Linked DNA regions of Homo sapiens: region 2 is linked to region 1. A link is an interaction called in ENCODE POLR2A ChIA-PET data of the cell type or tissue named here. Cell type or tissue: B cell. All regions are shown on one strand. Each heading gives the region's core, and the rest is flanking DNA. Links, peaks and the distances in the headings are about the cores only.

What was found. Peaks named below come from ENCODE experiments on the same cell type or tissue, not always from the same donor. Only the 100,000 strongest peaks of a DNase experiment are listed, where the experiment ranks them.
Region 2: POLR2A ChIA-PET joins it to region 1 with 5 read pairs; 1 of 35 experiments calls an interaction of 5 or more read pairs at or near these places.

Annotation. Positions count from the first base shown.
Region 1 is chr20:34,403,025-34,407,410 of GRCh38, forward strand. The region is part of intron 3 of ITCH (itchy E3 ubiquitin protein ligase); the gene reads left to right. Among named protein-coding and RNA genes, the nearest start is that of ITCH, 42 kb to the left of the region's middle. In B cell, for the core only: no CTCF peak of the experiment used is centred there; DNase peaks (open chromatin) are centred at 1,097 and 2,547; H3K27ac peaks cover 3,217 bases.
Region 2 is chr20:33,782,526-33,786,911 of GRCh38, forward strand. It overlaps ZNF341 (zinc finger protein 341), which reads left to right. Exons shown (of 15, transcript NM_001282933.2): 12 at 1,207-1,339. Among named protein-coding and RNA genes, the nearest start is that of ZNF341-AS1, 26 kb to the right of the region's middle. RefSeq lists a silencer at 3,152-3,201. In B cell, for the core only: no CTCF peak of the experiment used is centred there; no DNase peak of the experiment used is centred there; H3K4me3 peaks cover 782 bases; H3K27ac peaks cover 1,250 bases.

The DNA of each region.
Region 1 (4,386 bases), core at 97-4,096:
CCTTTAACAGTCCAGCAAACTAAGAATTTTATACTTGTGATTTAGAGTTTAGTTCTCCACAGGCAGGGCAGAGTTCTTCCAAAGAGGTAGCTGTTGCTCAACTGGATTGATCTCTTACCTGGTTCATTATTCTGCTTATTTATTTAGTTTTGGCACTGTTTTTTGTTGTACCTTGTTCTCTGTAGCTTATCCAAAGTAGGTTGGATAAGCTACGGATCCATTCTTTTTTTGTATGTGTATTGTAAAATGTTTATGTTGTATCAGAGAGATACACTGAAGAACTGAAATCAGTTCAAAGCACTGACCTTCAGAACAGAAGGATCAGAGGAACATTAGTTTAAGCCATGAAAACTATTTGCATTAGTATGTGGGTATGTGTGAGAGAGAGAGAGCACATGCATGGGAGAGTGAGATAGCCAGCAAGTGATTATAATAAAGCAGAGAGACAGAGACTAGAAAGCAGGGAAACTTTTGTTTTCTACCATGACTAATAACAATTTGGTTCAACATGTATATTAAATACCTCTCAGATTAAATCCCAGAGTGCTCCAGAAATTGTAAAGATTGGCTATATCTGTGCAATCAAGAGGCTCACGGGGTGAGTTAAATGAGTAAAAACTAGTAAGACAAAATGAAAAGCTGACGGAGCCATACGTAAATATGGAAATACTCTGGAAGCATGGAGGTGGAAATAATTTAACTTCTTAGGATTAAAGAAGCCTTTAATCAAAGAGAAGGGGGATGTTTATCTCTCAGGAAATATAATTTTAATGGGTATAAAAGAAAAAAGGATCATTCTCAGTAGAGGGAGCAGCATGTTTAGAGGAATGAAAGTACATGGCCCATGTGAGGAACAGCAAATAACTAAGGGTGGCTAGAATATAGAACTTTGGTAAGATTTGTTTTAGTAGGAGGCTGGAAGGGTAAGTTATAGCTGCATACTAAGCAAGGTAAAATGCCCCATAAGAGTTTAAACTTCATTTTTCAGGCAATAAAGAATCATTTAAGTAATGACATTAATGACATGATCACATCTATTCTAGGAAAATAATTCTGGTGGCTGTGAGGGGTTGGATTGGAGAAGTGAGAGTAAAAACAGTTGTTTAGAGGCCTCTCATAGTAGCCCAGGTGTCAGATGAGACTGACATTTTTCTGGTCCTTTTTCTTCCGGTTTATAATGTATAGTTTTTTATTTTTTTGTTTAATTTACTGTGGGACTTTAGTTTTCAGAAAGTAGTACATTGATTTATTTTATATTTGTAATATTATGACTATAACACAAGGTTTTGTTCAATCTAGACTTTGAGATTTGAATACTGAAATAATTTCTCCTGTCCAGGTTTTGCAGTGTGACCCTTGGGCAAATTTTTAAATTTCACAGAGCTTCTGTCTTTTTTTTTTTTTTTTTTTTTGAGATGGAGTTTCACCCTTGTCACCCAGGCTGGAGTGCAATGGCATGATCTCAGCTCACTACAACCTCTGCCTCCCGGGTTGCAGTGATTCTCCTGCCTCAGCCTCCTGAGTAGCTGGGATTACAGGCGCCTGCCACCATGTCTGGCTAATTTTTGTATTTTTAGTAGAGACAGGGTTTCACCATGTTTGTCAAGCTGGCTCCTGACCCCCGTTGATCCTTTTGACTGAGACTTCCAAAGTGCTGGGATTACAGGTGTGAGCCACCACGTTCGGCCGCTTCTCTTTTTATGTGTAAAAATTAGGACAGTAATACCTGTTTCGCAGAATAGGTATTGATATTGAAATGACATTTACGTGCAGGCACATGGTAAATACTAAAATTGGTGCTCCTCCACCCCCATGTAAAGTTTGTTAGGCCAGGCCTGGTGGCTCATGCCTGTAATTCCACCACTTTGGTAGGCCTAGGTAAGTGGATCTCTTGAGCCCAGGAGTACAAGACCAACTTGGGCAACATGTCAAAAGCTTGTCTCTACCAGAAAAAAAATACAAAAATTTCCTGGATGTGGTGGCACGCACCTGTAGTCCCAGCCACTTGGGAGGCTGAGATGGGAGGATGGCTTGAGCCCAGGAGGTAGAGGTGGTTGCAGTGACCTGAGATTGTGCCACTATTCTCCAGCCTGGGTGACAGAACCAGACCCTGTCTCAAAAAAAAAAAAAAAAAAAAAAAGGTTTCAGTGGGGTTTGGTAGGATTATGTAGCAAAATTGCTTTCACAAATTTGAATCCAGCTGGGCACAGTGGCTCACGCCTGTAATTCCAACACTTTGAGGGGCCGAGGCAAGTGGATCACCTGAGGTCAGGAGTTTGACACCAGCCTGACCAACATGGTGAAACCCCGTTTCTACTAAAAATACAAACATTAGCTGGGTGTGGCGGCGCGTGCCTATAACCCCAGCTGCTTGGGAGGCTGAGGCAGGAGAATCGCTTGAACCCGGCAGGCGGAGGTTGCAATGAGCTAAGATTGTGCCATTGCACTCTAGCCTGGGCAACAAGAGCGAAACTCCTATCTCAAAAAAAAAAAAAAGTTTGAATCCTAGAAAGCCCCAACAGGGGCAGATCATTTCCTTCCTGTCAGCCTTGCGTTGCTCTTTGTTCTAGGTTTAATCAGTTTCAGAGTGCCACAAGAGGCCCTGAAATATAATGAGTGTATGTATAATTGTTTGGGCTATTTCACCTTTTCTTAGACCAGAAATGTATTAAAAGTAGAAATTTTATGTTTTTCTGTGTAATCCTGTGATTAAATTTGGCTCTATATTAAGCACTAGAGCTTTGATTTAATAGTACTTTTTTTTTATTTTTTATTTTTTAATAGAGATGAGGTCTCACTGTGTTGTCCAGGCTGGTCTTAAACTCCTGGGCTCAAGTGATCCTCCCGCCTGGGTCTCCCAAAGTGCTGGTATTACGTGCCCGGCCTATTACATTTTAATCAGAGATAGCTCTGGTCCCCACTTGAATATTTTTTATTCTGAAAAAGACTTTCTATTTCATGTTTCCACTTAGATGTCTCAGCATCTGGCATCTGAAACAATTTTTTTTTTTTTTTAAAAGACAGTTTTGCTCTGTTGCCCAGGCTGGATTGCAGTGGTGCAATCACAGCTCACTGCAGCCTTGACCTCCCAGGCTTAAGCGATCCTCCTGCCTCAGCCTCCCCCCAGCAGCTGGGACTACAGGTGCACGCCATCATGCCTGGCTAATTTTTAAAATTATCTTTTGTAGAGACGGGGGTCTCACTATGTTGACCAGGCTTTGTTCAAACTCCTGGGCCTCAAGTGATCTTCCTGCCTCAGCCTCCCAAAGTGCTGGGATTACAAGTGTGAACCACCATGCTTGATCTTGTCTATTTGTCTAGCCTTCTCTTGCAACTCTTCTTTTTCTTCAGTCAGTCATTCTGTGGCTAGCTTGAATGCCAGCAAAAAGGCACATAAGCCTAAAAGGATGGAAGTATTTGATATATGTAAAGTCAGAGTTTCAGGGCCACCACCTGGGACTATGCCTGCTTAGATATCCAGACTTTGGACTATATATTAAGCTGCTGCTTCTTTTTTTTTTTTTTTTCGAGATGGAGTCTTGCTCTGTCACCCAGGCTGGAGTGCAGTGGCGCAATCGCGGCTCACTGCAATCTCCGCCTCCCAGGTTCACACCATTCTCCTGCCTCAGCCTCCCGAGTAGCTGGGACTACAGGCGCTCGCCACCACGCCCGGCTAATTTTTTGTATTTTTAGTAGAGACAGGGTTTCACCATGTTAGCCAGGATGGTCTCGATCTCCTGACCTCGTGATCCGCCCGTCTCAGTCTCCCAAAGTGCTGGGATTACAGGCGTGAGCCACCGCACCCGGCTATATTAAGCTTCTTAAGTAGTTACTATATAAACTCCTCTGACAACTCCAAGGGTTCCTTAACTTTGATGAGCATTAGCATTCTCTGAACTTTGCTGCTACAGTAGATAACCTGGGTGGTGGAGTAGATAACCTGGGTGGTGGGTACTTCCTTGGTTGTAGTTACCTCATCTATGAGGGAGCAATGACTTGCCACCTATGGAAATCATGGGGTGCTTTGCTAGATTTCTACTTGTTATACCCTGTAAGGGGCCTGGACAAAGCTATTTTATGGCAAAGGTAACTAAAAGGTGAAGGCTAAGGAGTTTGTATCTCAAGATGCACAACATAGGAAGCTCTTCCTTAGATAATATGAGATGTTAAAAAAAAAATCTTAGTTTGTAGTTCTTATTCTTCCATTGGCTTTCCAACACACAGAATAAAATCTAAATTATCATTATTATTATTATTTTTGATACGTAGGCTCACTCTGTCGCCCAGGCTGGAGTGCAGTGGCATAATCTCGGCTCACTGCAACCTCCACCTCCCGGGTTCAAGCAATTCTCCTGCCTCAGCCTCCTGAGTAGCTGGGATTACAGG
Region 2 (4,386 bases), core at 264-4,263, 620 kb before region 1:
TCTAACCTAATTTTAAGCTTTAGAAGTTGTGGTCCGAGTAAAAGATACCATGAATTGAGCAAGAACCACATGCCAGATGCTGTTCTGAGCATTTCACTGGAATTGACTAGAGGATAGGTGTACTGTTACTATCCCCCTTTATAGGTGGGGAAACCAAGGCAGAAAGGTCACCTAGCTGGGAAACGATGGGGCTAATAAGCAGTGGGGCAGCTGGGTCTGTGCCCGTGACCAACGCTCTACCAAAATGAATGAATGTGTGAATACATGCCCTTCTTTTGCCTGGACTGGAAAGAGATTTTCACTTCTGTGTTTTCTGGCTTTAAAAAAATTACCTTTCATACAAAAATTAGCTGGGTGTGGTGGTGGGCGCCTGTAATCCCAGCACTTCGGGAGGCTGAGGCGGGTGGATCACCTGAGGTCAGGAGTTAGAGACCAGCCTAACCAACATGGAGAAACCCTGTCTCTACTAAAAATAAAAATTAGCCGGGAGTGGTGGCAGGCACCTGTAATCCCAGCTACTCAGGAGGCTGAGGCAGGAGAATCGCTTGAACCTGGGAGGCAGAGGTTGCAGTGAGCCAAGATTGCACCATTGCACTCCAGCCTGGACAATATGAGCGAAACTGCATCTCAAATAAAATAAAATAAAATAAATAAAAGTAAAAAATTACCTTTCCATAGATTTCTTTAGTAATTTGCTCATTTTCCATTAATTCTTTTACTTGTCAGTCATTTGACCCAGGCTCTGTGCTGGGGAGTGAAAGCCCCTCTCTGCCTACTTGGAGCTCCTGTGTAAGCAAAGGGCTGTCATTCAGTGGGTTAAATGCTGACTTAAAAGTGTGGGTGGACATTCAAAGGCAGAATTGGCTTTGCCAGGCATAGCACCAGGGAGCTAGGGAAGGCTTGACAGGAGCAGTGACGCCCGAGTTGGGTCTTGAAGGATGTGTAAGAGTTTGTCAGTAAAGAGAGAAAGGCCCTCTGGGTGGGAAGAACATCCGGGCAAAAGCTCAGGGCAGACATGTTTTGTCCGGGCTTGTGGGGAGCCATGAAGTTCTAAGGGCTGAGTCTGACATTCTGGGTCCTGGCCCCTGATAGCCAGAAAGGAAGGTGTCTCTATAGGGGCTGGAAACGAGGAACCTTTGAGTTCAGAAGATGGCCAGGGGAGGGGGGCCCGGTGAGTCAGACCTGAAGGCCCCTCTTCTCTCCCAGGTGTTTCCTTGTGAACGCTACCTGCGGCGTCATCTGCCCACCCACGGCAGCGGGGGCAGGTTCAAGTGCCAAGTGTGCAAGAAGTTCTTCCGGCGGGAGCATTATCTCAAACTGCATGCTCACATCCACTCGGGTAGGTACCCTGCCCCTGAGAACTCCAGCCCAGCCCCTCCCCTCCCCCTCCCCCTCTCCTCATGCCTTTCTCTCTCTTCCCATCCCCATCTGGCTCTTCTCCCTGTCTCCCTCAGCCCCTTTTCCCTCCACTTCTCCATCTCCCTCCCCATCTCACTCAGTCCCTCCCCTCATCTCTCTCAGCCCCCGTCTCCCTCCTCCTCCCCATCTCCCTCCTCCTCCCCATCTCCTTCCTCCTCCCCATCTCCCTCCAGCACCCTTCTCCCTCCTCTTCCCCATTTCCTTTCCCCTCTCCCTCTCCCTACTCCTCTCCCTCCCCCCTCCCTCCGCCTCCTCACCTCCCTCCCTCTCCCCATCTCCTTCCCCCTCCCCCATCTCCCTCCCTCTCTCCATCTCTCTCCCCCCCATCTCCCTCACCCTCCCCATCTCCCTCTTCTTCCCCATCTCCCTGCAGCCCCCTTCTCCCTCCTCCTTCCCATCTCCCTCTAGCCTCCCTTCCCCTCCCTCTCCCCATCTCCTTCTAGCCCCCTCCAGCCTCCCTCCCCTGTCCTCTCCCCTCTCCCTCCAGCCCCCTCCCCCTCCTCTCTGTCGCTGTCTGTCTCCCTCCAGCCCTCCTGCCTCTCCCCTTGCTCCTCCTTCCTCTCTCCTTCCTGGCCCCTGATCCACCTGCCTTAATTCATGAACAAGGGATTCCCACCACCGCTAAAGCAGAGAAGAGCCCCTGGAGGTTGTGTGGAAGGGACTTTTTATTCTTTTTTTTTTTTTCTTTGAGACAAAGTCTCGCTCTTGTTGCCCAGGCTGGAGTGCGGTGGCAGATCTTGGCTCACTGCAACCTCTGCCTCCCGGGTTCAAGTGATTCTCCTGCCTCAGCCTCCTGAGTAGCTGGGATTACAGGCTCCCACCACCATGTCCAGCTAGTTTTTTGTATTTTTAGTAGAAACAGGGTTTTGCCATGTTGGCCAGGCTGGTTTCGAACTCCTGACCTCAGGTGATCCTCCTGCCTCGGCCTCCCAAAGTGCTGGGATGACAGGCGTGAGGCACTGCACCCAGCCTGTGTGAGGGACTCTTGACTCTGCCCCCTGTGGTGGGGACACTGCTCTCACTGTAAGTTCCCACTCAAACCTGAACAAAACGCCATCTCCTTGGTTCCCCAGTTGAAACACACTGACATTTTCTTTTCTATTAATCTTTAGATTTTTTTATTAGTTAAATTTTTTAATTGCTTTTTAATTGAAAAGGATCTAAAGATTGAGAAAACTTGAGGGAAAATCCTTGACGGGACAAAAGCATATATAAAAAAATAAACTCCCTCTCACTTCAGATGGACAATCCAATGTTTTTCCTTTTTTTTCTTTCCTACGACCTATGGTAAAAAATACATTTCATATTGCAACCCAGGAAGCACACATAGGATGTATTGCAACAAAAGTTTTACAAAACAGTGTTTTCTATTTTGTCCTTTTCAATTTTAGTTTTTTTATTTTTTATTTTTATTTTGAGACAGGGTCTCACTCTGTCACCCAGGCTGGAGTGCAATGGTATGATCTCACTACAACCTCCGCCTCCCAGGTTCAAGCCATTCTCGTGCCTCAGCCTCCCGAGTAGCTGGGATTACAGGCGCCCACCACATGCCTGGCTAATTTCTGTATTTTCAGTAGAGACGGGGTTTCACCATGTTGGCCAAGATGGTCTCAAACTCCTGGCCTCAGGTTACCCACCCACCTTGGCCTCTCAAAGTGCTGGGATTACAGATGCAAGCCACCACACCCAGCCTATTTTTAATTCTTAAAATAACCACCAACAGGGTGTAACTTGTGGTTTGCAGTTTGCAAAATACTCCTAATTCTCTTCCCCAAAGGTAACTGTTAGCGGTCTAGTCTGCATTCTTCTAGTTTTATTTTACACATATATAAAACGCTTGCTTACGTTTGCAAAAATGAGCACATACTATAACTTATGTGCCTTTTTTTCCTTATCATATACCTTGGCGATGTTCCCCAAGGAATGTGTGCTTACAGTTCCCCTGGAGGCTAAATTCTGTGGGTCCCCCTCCCCCGGGCCCCCCCCAGAAGTTGTTACCAACAGCACCTTCTTTTTCACATCTGAGTAGTCTTCCTCAATGAATTTTTCATCTTGTATTTAGCCAGTTCTCTATGTATGAACCTTTTTTTTTTTTTTTTTTTTTTTTGAGACTGAATGGCACGATCTTGGTTCACTGCAACCTCTGCCGCCTGAGTTCAAGCAATTCTCCTGCCTTAGCCTTCCAAGTAGCTGGGATTACAGGTGTGCACCATCACGCCCAGCTAATTTTTGTATTTTTAGTAGATATGTGGTTTCACCATGTTGGCCAGGCTGGTCTCGAACTCCTGACCTCAAGTGATCCCCCCGCCCCAGCCTCCCAAAGTGCTGGGATTACAGGCATGAGCCATCACGCCCAGCCTATGTATGAACCGTTAAATTACATTTCAGCTATTAGTTTGTACACACAATGCTGTGTGGGTCCCTTGGCAAGCTTTTGGAAGTGTATCTGTAGTGTATATTCTTAGGAGTGGAAATGCTAGGTTAAAATGCATGTGTAATACTGAGTTTCAGTTTGGGATGATGAAAAAATTCTAGAGACAGATGATGGTGATGGTTGCATGATGGTGCAAATGTACTTATGCCACTGAACTATACACTTAAAAGAAGCTTAAGATGGTCAATTTTCTGTTATGTATATTTCTCCACAATAAAGAAGGGAAAAGAAGTAATGCATTGTAAGTTTGATATTACCAAATTGCTCTTTATGGCTTTTAAAAATTATTATTCAAAAGTAATACATGCTGCCAGGCGCGGTGGCTCATGCCTGTAATCTCAGCACTTTGGAAGGTGAAGGTGGGTGGAGCACCTAGGTCAAGAGTTTGAGACCAGCCTGGCCAACGTGATGAAACCCCGTCTCTACTAAAAATACAAAAATTAGCCGGGTGTGGTGGTACGCACCTGTGATCCCAGCTACTCAGGAGGCTGAGGCAGGAGAATTGCCTGAACCCAGGAGATGGAGGTTGCAGT